Linked DNA regions of Mus musculus: region 2 is linked to region 1. The links are chromatin contacts, found by POLR2A ChIA-PET in ENCODE. All regions are on one chromosome and are shown on one strand. The core of a region is the stretch at or near the end of the contact, and the rest is flanking DNA. Distances in the headings are between cores, read along the strand shown.

Region 1 (5,936 bases), core at 617-3,116:
CTGTTTGGCCTTCATGTCATTCAGAGTCACAAGACCTGTGAGGCAAGAAGACATGGGAAGAAAGGCTAGTCAGCCAGGGCCAGCAAAAGAGTGACACCTAGGACTAAAAAAAAAGGTGGTACATGTGTCCTGCTCACCCACAGTACTGGACTTGAGCTCTGCTTCCACAGCATCATAGTGTGCAGAGAATTTCTTGTCAATGTTAGATTTCATTATGTTCTCCTGCAGAGGAGGGACATATCAGTGAAGGCCATCTACCACTTCACTATGGAAGTGACAGAGTGGCTGTGGGTTCTAGACCCTAGTTCGAAATTTGTGCCTTAACATGCTATGACATGATCTTAGAAAAGAAAGACACCCTCCCTTCCTTTTCTGTCTGGAAGGGTCCACGAAATTGGGAAGGCTAAAGGAACCAAAGGAGGTCCTTCTCTTGGCATCCCTGAACTGCTCTGGCCCCCTCTTCAGGTCTCCTGCTGGGGCCCAGCACCCACTCAGTAATCTGTAGCCACCACCACTCACCTTCAGCCTTTAAGCTGAAGCTCCTGAGACCCAAGCCACGGGATTTCAGGAAGAGATAAATGGAAAAAAAAAAGAGGGATCAAAATGTCCAGACCCTGGAATTCTCCTTTTTGGCCCAGGATGCTGTCAGCAGCTCTCTGGAAGGCCACTGTTCTTCAGCCTGACCCCATATTAATAAGTGCCCTGTAGGTACTCTGAAGGGACCTCCAAATGAGTAGCCAGTAGAGGCAAACTTCCAGCTGCCAATGAGGCAATGAGGCCGGAACTGTAGGACTAGGTGTCTATACAAGCATAGTTGAGGGTGGACAATACTTCCATCTGGCCGGGCATGGTGGCACATGCCTTTAATCCCAGCACTTGGGAGGCAGAGGCAGGTGGATTTCTGAGTTGGAGGCCAGCCTGGTCTACAGAGTGAGTTCCAGGACAGCCAGGGCTACACAGAGAAACCCTGTCTCAAAAAACCAAAACAACAACAACAACAAAAAACAAAACAAAACAAAAAAACTTCCAACTGAAGACTGGTTTGGGCGTTTGTCTTCTCACTTCCCCAGATAGGGCCTGCTCTCACCTGGAGAGCTAAGGCCCCCTGCTCCTCTCAGGAGTCTTGCCCAAAGGATCAAGCTGTGGTCAGCTTGGTATCGCGCTTCTGAATGCAGCGACCACTCACTAAACAAACCCTGGGAGAAACTCTAGTACTCTGTAATGAGTGAGACTCAGTGGCATACCCCTGTGCCTCTCCACAGGAAGTGGGGTCTTCCCAATAAGCATTGGAAGGCTGGGAGCTCTGTACTCAGGAGGAGTGCCAAGGAGTCTCACCCAACATCAGTGTGCTCCCCATCTCTGACATGGACCAACACTGAGCCCATTTTATAGATTAGACTGTCTCGGCTGACTTCTGTTACTAGAGATGCACAGCAAGTCTCGCCACCAACGCGGGGCCCGCCCTCCGGGCACTCATAGCCCACTGTTGAGGTCTCCCAGAGACGAGTGGCAGGAGACCGCCAGGGGGTCCGCGCGGAGCGCAAGCTCTGAGGTGCCCCGGCCTGGCCCACACCTCTGCAATCCTCTGCTTCATCTGCTCCATTTGCTCACGCTGCTTCTCCCTCTTCTTCATTAGGTGCATGGCGCGTCCCGCCTCGCTTGCAGCGCCCTTGTACTGGGCCATGGTGGCAGCAGCGGTTTCAGCGAAGGCAGTGGCGGTTTCAGCGGAGGCAGCGGCAGCGGCAGCGGCAGCGGCAGCGGCAGCGGCGGCGTTGGCAGCGACGACAGCGGCAACAGTGACTTTTGCTTGGAGAAGTCGTGGAGGCGACGGCGACGGCAGTGGCGGCGGCAATTTAGTCAGCTGATGCGTGACGTCAGCCACCAGGGAACGTGCGGACGCAGGCCCTGCCCTACGCCCGCGGCTCTGACACGTGATCGCACCTCGCCCCGCCTCACAGGAGGCCGGACGAGTTCATCCCATACCCAATGCGAAATCACCAGTTCTTTCTGCTGGTTCCTTGTGACATGGAGCTGGGTCCTCTAGCTTCCTGTACACCCTCAAAGTTAAATGCTATCTTAAGCTGGCCCTCCATTCCTCCTAACTTCTTTCTGTTAGTCCCAAGGCTGAGCGCGCTGCTCCCAACTTGGATGATGGAACTGAGAGCCATGTCTCAGTCAGGTGTACCCCTTCCCACGGAGGCTGTTTTTCCTCCTGCTTGGTCACACACTGACACATTTGGTTGCTTGGATTTTTTTGTTGTTGTTTTTTCCGAGACAGGGTTTCTCTGTGTAGCTGACTGTCCTGGAACTCACTCTGTAGACCAGGCTGGCCTCAAACTCAGAAATTGGCCTGTTCTCTGCCTCCCAAGTGCTGGCATTAAAGGTGTGTGCCACCCCTGCCCAGCTGAATTTTTTTAGCTATCATCCAAGGCTAGGTCCAGGTCCCTTTGCTCCCCCAGGACTGAGACTCCTGATACCTCTCCTTTAAAAATTTGTGTGAGGCAGAGGAGATGGCTCAGGCAATGGTGAGTACCCAGAATCGATCCCCAGCATTCAAATAGCTCACAACTGACTGTAACTCCAATTCCTGGAGATACTGGCTTCTGCAGGCAGCAGATATGCAAGTTGTGCACACCCACCTAGGCAAAATAGCCATACACATAAAAATTTAAATGTGTTTGTTTACATGTTGTGCACAAGCCACTGAACATGTGCAGAGGTCATATTGTGGAATCAGTTTTCTCCTTCCACCTTTACATGGGCTCCAAAGATCAAACTCAGGGTCACATAGAAAATATCTTTATGCATTGAACCATCTCACCTGTGCTATTCTGCTTCGGAGAGGTCAGTATAGCCTTGAACCCAAAACCTCCACACTGACTTCTGATTTGGAAACCACTAGTAAATGATGACCCGTCCAACACCAGATGACCTACTTCACCTGCCTTGATCCTTGCGGATACAGTTCTAGTCCAGAAGCTAAATTGCCCCAGTCCTGCAAAACAGCCTTAAAGCAGAGAACCTAAAGAGCCAGGCTTAAGTTTCAATAGTTTTATTGGGAGGTTTTTGTTTTCTGTGAAATATACTAGAGCTTGGGGAAGGGGACACATTCACTTTGCAAGGTAAGGGTTTCCCACCACTAAAGGAAAAGGCATGGGGCAGGGTACACTGGGGTTTGGATCCACTTTCCTACCTCCTTCTGCTTTGCTCACATTACTTTTTCTCAGTGAACACAACACAAAAGAAATTCAAAACAGATCAACCTCCAGAGGGGGTCACACCTAAATCTTCTCCCATCCCAGGCTTTGCCAGCACTGGGAGAGGCCAGGGCAGCTCACTCTACAGCCCTAGGCTGCACAGAAAGGCTGAGGGCTCAGACAATTACTCCAAAGTTAATAAATTAGAATAAATTATAAGGAGGAGGAGGAGGAGGAGGAATGCAATTTTGTGCTGGGAGGGTCCCTTCTCTCCAACACCTAAGAGTTGGGGGAGGAGATGGGTATCTCCAAAGGCCACTACATTTGGGACTAAGAGCAGTGGGGGTGGGGGTCAGCTTTTCCTCCACTCCTTCCCAAACAGCAAAATTGGGGGTGCACGATGCACACACACATGCACACACATGTACACACGCACACACACGTACGTACACACACGTACACACACGCACGCGCGCGCGCACACACACACACACACACACACACACACACACAAAGTTCTCTTTCCCTAGAACAAGGACAGACCAAGAAAGAGGATACTATCCAACTCCCATCTCCCAAACCATCCCTAAGGTTAAGGATATGGTCAGTGAATAAAATCAATAAGGTGGGTGATTGGAATGTGGTAGGGGAAGCAGAAGATGCTGGAAACAAGGATGCCTAGCCATACCATCTCCCCTGCCCTAGAGAAGGACATACAAGTTGGGGAGAGGGGAACAGGGGCTGGAGGAGGGGAGTCAGCAATCACTGATCAGCTTCTCCAAAGACATCATTCTGTTTGCGCTTCATGTTCTCAAAATCAAAGGCAGAACCAGCCATGCGTTTGTAGATATCTTTGATGTCATTGCAGGTTGTCTCAAAGTGTGTGGTAGCATCATAGGAGCAGGAACAGAACACCTGTAAATAGACAGAACCCCAGGGCTCACGGAAGTCAGGCAGAGGATCTTGGATAGACTGCAAGAACCAAGGCTGACTGGGACAGCATTTTTACCTGACTCTCTGAACCATCATCAATGGGCTCATATAAATCACTGATAGCCACAAACCTAAGGGGCAAATAAAAGAAAAGAAAGAAGAGAAAAGTCTCATAATGGGCCTTGCCCATTCCTAATCCCCAACCTCCCCATAAAGTTTGGTTCAGCCTCTCACTTCTGGTCAATGGGTTCCAACAGCTCCAATGCAGGCTCAACTTCCTTTTCTGGTTCTGCAGTCTCTACAGTGGTGCTGGCAATGGCGATGTATTTGCCCTGTGCGGCCACGTTGTGCGCATAGGAGATCATGCACACATAGATGTCTGACCATGGGAAGCCAATTGGTTAACATGTACCAGAGGAAAATGGCCACACACAAAAAGTAGTTCCTAGAGGCTAGACAGGAATCTGGCCCACATGCTCCTGCTCCCAACCCAACATGTAAACAGCATTCAAACTGTCATTTTCATGAACAAGGTAAGAGCTCAAGCCATCCAAGCCGCAGGGATTCTGTAACAAAATGTCACAAGAAGCCCTAAGATTTCTTGTGAGAAGAGATGCATAACAGCCTGGCCTACCTGACTTCCTGTTGACCTGGTTCTGAGGGATGATAATTTGGCAGGAATTGGCATCATTGGTATTCTTGATGGGGTGGCTGAGGATACAGATGATGCGAATAACCTGGCCAGCCTTTTGCACACGGTCTGGGATGTAACTGGGATCACAGATCAGCTGCTTGCAGCGGGCCACCTGTGAAGGTACCAGAAGGGTTTGTACCTGTTGGAAAGGCAAGCCAGGCAGCTCTGAGCTGTCATCACTGTCCCTTTCTTTGAAGCTCAGAGAGATCAGCCCTCATATACAGGGCTAGGTGACCCTACTGCTAAAACACAATGATCACAAAAATGGGCTTTTTTTTTTCTGCTGCTGGAGTTTTTATTTGAGACTGTTTGACCCAAACTAATCTCAACCTCAGGATCTTCTTCACTAGCAGCCTCAATTCTCATGCCCCACCACAGCAGGCTGAAGGATGGTTGGGGGGAGGCATGTTATCTCAGTTGGTAGAGTGCTTGCCTGTTATGCATAAAGCCCCAGGTTAGATTCCCGCAATGCATAAAGCAGGTCTCTTGACACACACCTGTAATCCAGCATCAAGAAGGTGGAAGCACAAGGATTAAAAGTTCATCCTCAGCTACATTCAACATCTGACGCCAGCCCGGGGTACAGGGCACCCTTTCCAAAAGAATACTTTCAGGAATACAAAATATGTGACTTCTGAAGGATACTTCTTGATTGATTTATATTCATCTGCCTTGGCTCCCAAGTACTGGAAAACAGCTGTGTGCCATTACACCTGGCATTTTGAAGGGTATTTCTTGCCAACAGGAATAACTATGTAGAGTTTCCCTGACCACCCAGTCCCTAGCTGTAAGCTTCTCAGGGTTAAGCAGCAGCAAACTCACCAGTAATAAGGCTCCCTAAGAACATAGCCCTGAAAAAGACCAAACCACGGTAATACAAATGTATATGGCAGGCTTACCTCTCCCTCAGATTTGACACCCACCACCTTGCCATTTTCCATGATGATGTCATCCACTGGTTTGTTCAGCATGTATGTTCCCCCATAGATGGCACTCAATCTATAGTAAGGAAAATGACAAGGGAGTCTTCTCAGGAGAATGGTGACCGATCCTACTCTACTCTCCCCACCCCACCAGTGGGGTAAAGAAACTACACAGGTAGACAGAGTTCA
Region 2 (5,472 bases), core at 2,113-4,612, 120 kb before region 1:
CAAGAAACAACTGAGCTACCCACAACTATAAGACACATGAAGGATACTCTTGTACAGCTTGCAGATGAAGCATAACCTTGTTCACCTTCTGGTTTTATTCTCCTGGCCTCCAGACCTGTGAGATATCAATTTTCTGTTCTTTTAAGCCACTTGGCCTGTGGTCACTTCTTACAGGAGTCAAGAAAACACAAACACATGATAAAAGAGACTTCAGGAGACCACATTGTACCTGAAAAGTGTTCACTGGGGATAGAGACCTCTTGTGACTTCTTTGCTCTAAGAAGTGTGAAAGTGTGAACTGGGGTGTCCGAGACACATGACCCCTGATCTGCTTATGCTGGCTTTTAAACCAGAGAATATGCAGGACAATACTAACCTGGAGACCTTGTAAATCCTGCCTCATACTGACAACCAGGAAGAGAATGATCTCAATGCAAGTTTCCAGAAGTGGGCTTTCAATAAGGGAGACCTCCTGTAACACTGGGGAATATTGGCTATTTATACTAAAGGTGTTGCTACCCATAGGTCCATCTGCCTGAGCCCACACAACTGACCCTCCCCACTTTTTCACCTACTTTCTTCCTTCAGGTTCCAGAAAAGCCTTCTCTGCTGGTGACTCACTCCCTCAAAGGCTGATGCTGCTCAGGCCCTTTTCCTGAGTCCCCACTTCTTCACGTTGAGGAACTTTGGGACTTCTTTCTTAACTGCATTCACCCCTGCAGTAATTCCATCCGGTCTCATGGCTTTTAACCCAAATCTTAATGTTGATAATATCCCAAACAGTTCTCATTCCTAAATTCCAGATATTTATAAAACTACTTGGATGTCTAGAAGTCTTAAAAGAAGTTGGAGAGATGTCTCAGCTATTAGGAGCACTCAGTGCTCTTCCAGAGAGCCCAAGTTCAGTTCCCAGCACCCATGTTGGGCAACTCACAACCTTTTGTAACTCCAGCTCCAGGGGATTAGAAACTCAAAGGGAAGGGATCTAGAAGAGACTGTTTAAAAAAATATTGAAGTATGGGCAAGGGAGACAGCTCAGTGGATAAAGGCCCTTGCTATGCAAGCCTGGAGACATGAGAACATATAAAGGTGGAAAGAAGATAGCTGACTCAATGTTGTCCTCTGAGCTCTACACATTCTAGCCATGGCACCTGTGCTCCCTGTACAAATCATACATCATGCATGCATGTGGGGGGCACACACACAAATAGTAATTTTTGTAGCATGCCAATTATGTCTCAAGAAAGCTGTTATTGAAAATCGCAATGGGTGGAGCAAGAGAGATAATGGTTCAGGGATTAAGAGCACTTGTTGTTGCAGATGTGGCTCACAAACATCTGTAACTCCAATCCAAGGGGATCTGAAACCTTCTTCTGACTCCCTTGGGCACTAGGAAAGCATAGCAAAGCACCTATACACATAAAATAACATCTTCTGTAGAAAAGAAAATAATCATGGTAAAGGATTGTAATGGGGTGTGGATTAAAGTTAACTATGAGCTGATAGTCACAGCTAAGAAATGTGTACATGGAATTTACTATATTATTATTTCTACTTTTGTACATTTTAAATTTTTTCAGTAATTCAAGGCTGACAGCGCTATCATCTTTCACCTGCATTACTGCAATAATCTCTTTACGGGTCACCATGCTTTGCCTTTTCAATGGCCCTTTGCAGTTAATTGGCCCCACTGGGGCCAATTACCTCAAAAATAACTCAAACTACTTCTCTTCTCTACCATGAACTCTTTCAGAGTTTCCATTTCTCCTAGTGTTAAAAAGCAAAGTCCATACAACAGCCTACAAGATCCTATACCACCTATACTCCCTTCCTTCCTCTCCACCAACTATTCTCCCTTGCCCTCTCTGGTCCTTCCTTTTTCCTAGGAAATGCCAAGACAACACATTCCTTCTCAGGTCAGATAAATGTTATGAGGACAGGCAAACAGATTACTATGAATCATTTGCAAAGTAAACTGAGGTGCAGAAGGTAAGACCTTTAGTTGTGAAGGTACACGTGAAAACTTTTTAAAGACTTCAAATGCACTCAAGTTTGATAAACAGCCTAGCCTGATGGCGAACACCTGTTGCTCTAGCACTCGAAAGGCTGAGGCAGAACTTTGAGTTCGAGGTCTACCTGGCCTACAGTGCAAAACGTGTTTCAGAAACAGTTTGATCAACAGAAAATGTCTGCTACCTAAAGAGTTCTAGCACTAGGGGCCAAGCCCTTAGGCGACAGCTGCAGTGAAGGGAAGGGCAGATTCAATCCGACTAGCCTAAATAATCTGGGTAGCGAATAATTAGAAGCTTGCGGCAGAACAAACTGGGCCTAAGGTGGGGGGAAGGGTGTGGACCTCTGGAGTCTCGGAAGCTACGAAACAGCCACCGATGGAGCCCTGTCTTTGGAGAAGAGGACCACACCTGTCAGCAGAGTCGGCCAGAAGTGAAGAGGGCAGGAGCAGAGGGATCCGACCGCTCCGACAGAACCGGAGCTCCTAGAAAGTCCTAGTCAGGCGGTCACCCTTCCCTTCTCTGCAGTGGAAAACTCCACTTCCGGCTTCCGGTGTCGTAAGTGCGGGATCCGGAAGTAAAACACAGACTCAAAGGCTTGGAGATTAACCAGTGAATCAAAACCCCAAAGTGCCATACTCTGTTCCAAAGAAAAGTCTTAGATCGCCAGCCTGCGTCGGCCAGCAGAACACCAGAGCTCTCCTCACTGATAAACATCACACACTTATACACACACTTTTTTTTTGAGACAGGGTCCCATAAGACCAGGGTCTCGAACTCAGAGATCTACCTGCCTCTTTTTTCCCGTCTGCTAGGATTAAAGTAGTGCGTCACCACGCCCACACTCGCCCCTACCCCATTTTCAAGGCACCGCATCCGCACTAAAACACCCAAGTTTCAGTCTGGTCCTGCTACTGGGCTCTCTGCCGCTGGGCCCCCACCAAGGAAAAAGCCTAGAGGAAGCTGCGAAAGTCCAGCTCCGAAGCCAAACTAGCAGCTAGGGAAGGCGTGGCTATGCTGCTAACGGAAGTGGGGTCATCCGGGAAGGTGCAGGGCCTCGAAGGTCCAGCGGAAAGCTAGGCCATACATAATGGCTGGGTGACACAGGAGACGGGGACCCAGGAGAACTGTGTGGAGCTGCACTTATGACAAGACTTTGCGATCTCGAAATTGTAGGGGCAGCGGCATCGGGGAAGGCCAAAGGGCGGGGCTGGCCAGGGATGCGCGCGCATCTCCTCCTGCAATGATAGACTAGCCCGAAGCTCCTCCCCTCCTGCCTCTCCTGAGGCGGGTCAGCTCAGTCAAAGCACACGCCCTCTTGCGTTAAATGGGCCAGCGAAGCTTAGCCCCCGGAAACTGGCTGTGCGCTACAGATCTGTGAACGTGTTTGGCAGCGGCAACTAAACTCAGGTAAAGGGGTGGTCTGATGGCATGTCGGTGGAGGGACATGCTTCACGCTTGTACGCCGCGAGTCCCTTTGATGCGCGCTAATCTACAAGTTTTTAACCCATCCCTTTGTATCCCGCACTTTCCCCGCATTGGGCCCATGAGGACTAGACCTTTAGAAGAGAAGGGACTTTCGGGGATCACCCAACTGGGCCAGAAGAGAGCCGGAGCTGAACTCCATCATCTGCACAATCAAACGTGCTCAGTTCATTGTGGAGTTTCTGGCAGACACCCGAGTACGATACGATGGTCCCATATACAGAGTGTGATGCCGTAACCAGATTTTATCTAGCTGCCCACAGTGGATGTCCTAGGTGAATTATATTAAAGCTTTAGTACTTTCGTAATGTACAGCCCCTAGCGAAGGCAACTTTGGAGGTTATGGCTGGAGCTCAGAGGCAGCAGTTTCTGAATCTCCGAATGCATGTATGCTCGCGCGCGCGCGCGCGCGCGCGCGTACACACACACACACACACAGAGCATTCCCGGCCAGTGGTTTTAGTAATCGTCACCAGCCTGGTGAGAACCCAAAAGACCCTTGGATAAGGTTAAGTTGTCAATGCTCTTTCGTTCTCCTACCATATCAATGAGTCTTTTCTTCCACCAGAAAACATCATGGCAGAGCAGGTGGCCCTGAGCCGGACCCAGGTGTGTGGGATCCTGAGGGAAGAGTTGTACCAGGGTGATGCCTTCCACCAAGCTGATACACACATATTTATCATCATGGGTGCATCGGTGAGTCTCCCTTCAGGCCCCGAGTCTAAAAGATGAAATATAGCCTTGTGCAAGGCACTTCTCTCTCTCTATCTCAACTTTCCCAATTGACGGAACTGCTGAGGTACCCACAAGTTCTACTAGGTTGAACTCTATGGCATATACTCCACCTGTGTGTCCTGATCATCACAGCAGTACCTGATATACATGTACTTGTGTCACATCTCAGAACTCTGTGCTGAGCCATTGAGTGGAGACCAGACTTGGACCATCACAGGTGCTAAAGCACCACCCAGTAGCACTTCTTCCTCCTGGATGAAAAAAAAAAACTGATGTGCAATCAGGGAAAATTCTGATTTTAATGAATCTGTAATTTGAAAAATATTACTGTTAATTTCAGTGGAAGAATCTGAGGTCCTGCCTCTCCCTCTTTTCTTTCTACGGCATGAAGTTCCCTAGGGATAAACACCTCCTCTTTGCCATATCTTCCAAAGCCTACTGCAAATTTCTGTTCATCCCACCTAGTCCCAGCTCTGTTAGGAAAAACTGAAGAACAGAAGCAGTCAGAGGGGTGTTGTATTGACAGTACACAGTGAGACTGGAGCAGGTGGGGGCTTAGTAAAGTCATGGCTTAGACCAAATCACCCCCTTATGTGCTATGTGGCAGCAGGGCACGTTCAGTGGCCAGTGTTCGATGGCAAAGGTAAACTCAATTGCTTGCTTTTAATCCTGGAATCAGCTCACCCTCGTGTGACCATCTTCACTATTAACTTATTGTGTAATCTTGGACAAGAACTTCATCAGAACTAGTGTGTTCTTGAAAGGGTAGCCACTGGCTCAGCACCTTCCACCCTGGACCCCTCAATGCTGGAGGAGCTCTGTGGTTTTTTGTTCACACAGAGCATTGCCATGCACCAAGGGCTACAGCTGTAGGTCAGTGGTAAAGCCCTAACCTCATATGCATGAGGCCCTAGGTTCAATCGCAGTACTATCCAAAAAATGGACATCAGAACATGCCACCCCCTTTGCCAGACTTGTTTGTTGTCTGCCTTATATTTCTGAGCAAAAATGGGAGTGGCAGAACTTCGAAAAGGAATGCAGAAACAAGCTGAGGAGAAGGGCCCTGCCACTGAAAGGGGAAGGGACAGACAAACCAAAGCACTGTCCCCTGGCTCCTTGTAGCTCTAAGACCTAAGGGAGGTACTTAGTCGGAACACACAATACAGCAGCCCTACCCTCAGCCCTGTCTCTAGCCTAGTCCCCTTAAAGGAGCTATGCATGTATCTGCCACAAACCTTAGCAT

Evidence for each region. ChIA-PET counts read pairs that join two places held with the same protein, here RNA polymerase II (POLR2A).
Region 2: POLR2A ChIA-PET joins it to region 1 with 11 read pairs in Patski. The contact joins the promoter of G6pdx here to the promoter of Fam50a in region 1. POLR2A ChIA-PET finds 5 or more read pairs at or near these places in 3 of 5 experiments (Patski and embryonic stem cell).

Annotation. Positions count from the first base shown.
Region 1 is chrX:74,308,963-74,314,898 of GRCm38, reverse strand. Fam50a (family with sequence similarity 50, member A) reads right to left here and starts at 1,866. Exons shown (of 13, transcript NM_138607.3): 1 at 1,574-1,866; 2 at 138-222; 3 at 1-35. The coding sequence starts at 1,684. Gdi1 (guanosine diphosphate (GDP) dissociation inhibitor 1) reads right to left here. Exons shown (of 11, transcript NM_010273.4): 7 at 5,724-5,823; 8 at 4,765-4,936; 9 at 4,365-4,509; 10 at 4,207-4,261; 11 at 3,032-4,112. The coding sequence ends at 3,960.
Region 2 is chrX:74,426,770-74,432,241 of GRCm38, reverse strand. It overlaps G6pdx (glucose-6-phosphate dehydrogenase X-linked), which reads left to right and starts at 3,362. Exons shown (of 13, transcript NM_008062.3): 1 at 3,362-3,419; 2 at 4,063-4,190. The coding sequence starts at 4,071. It overlaps Ikbkg (inhibitor of kappaB kinase gamma), which reads right to left and starts at 2,561. Exons shown (of 10, transcript NM_010547.2): 1 at 2,421-2,561.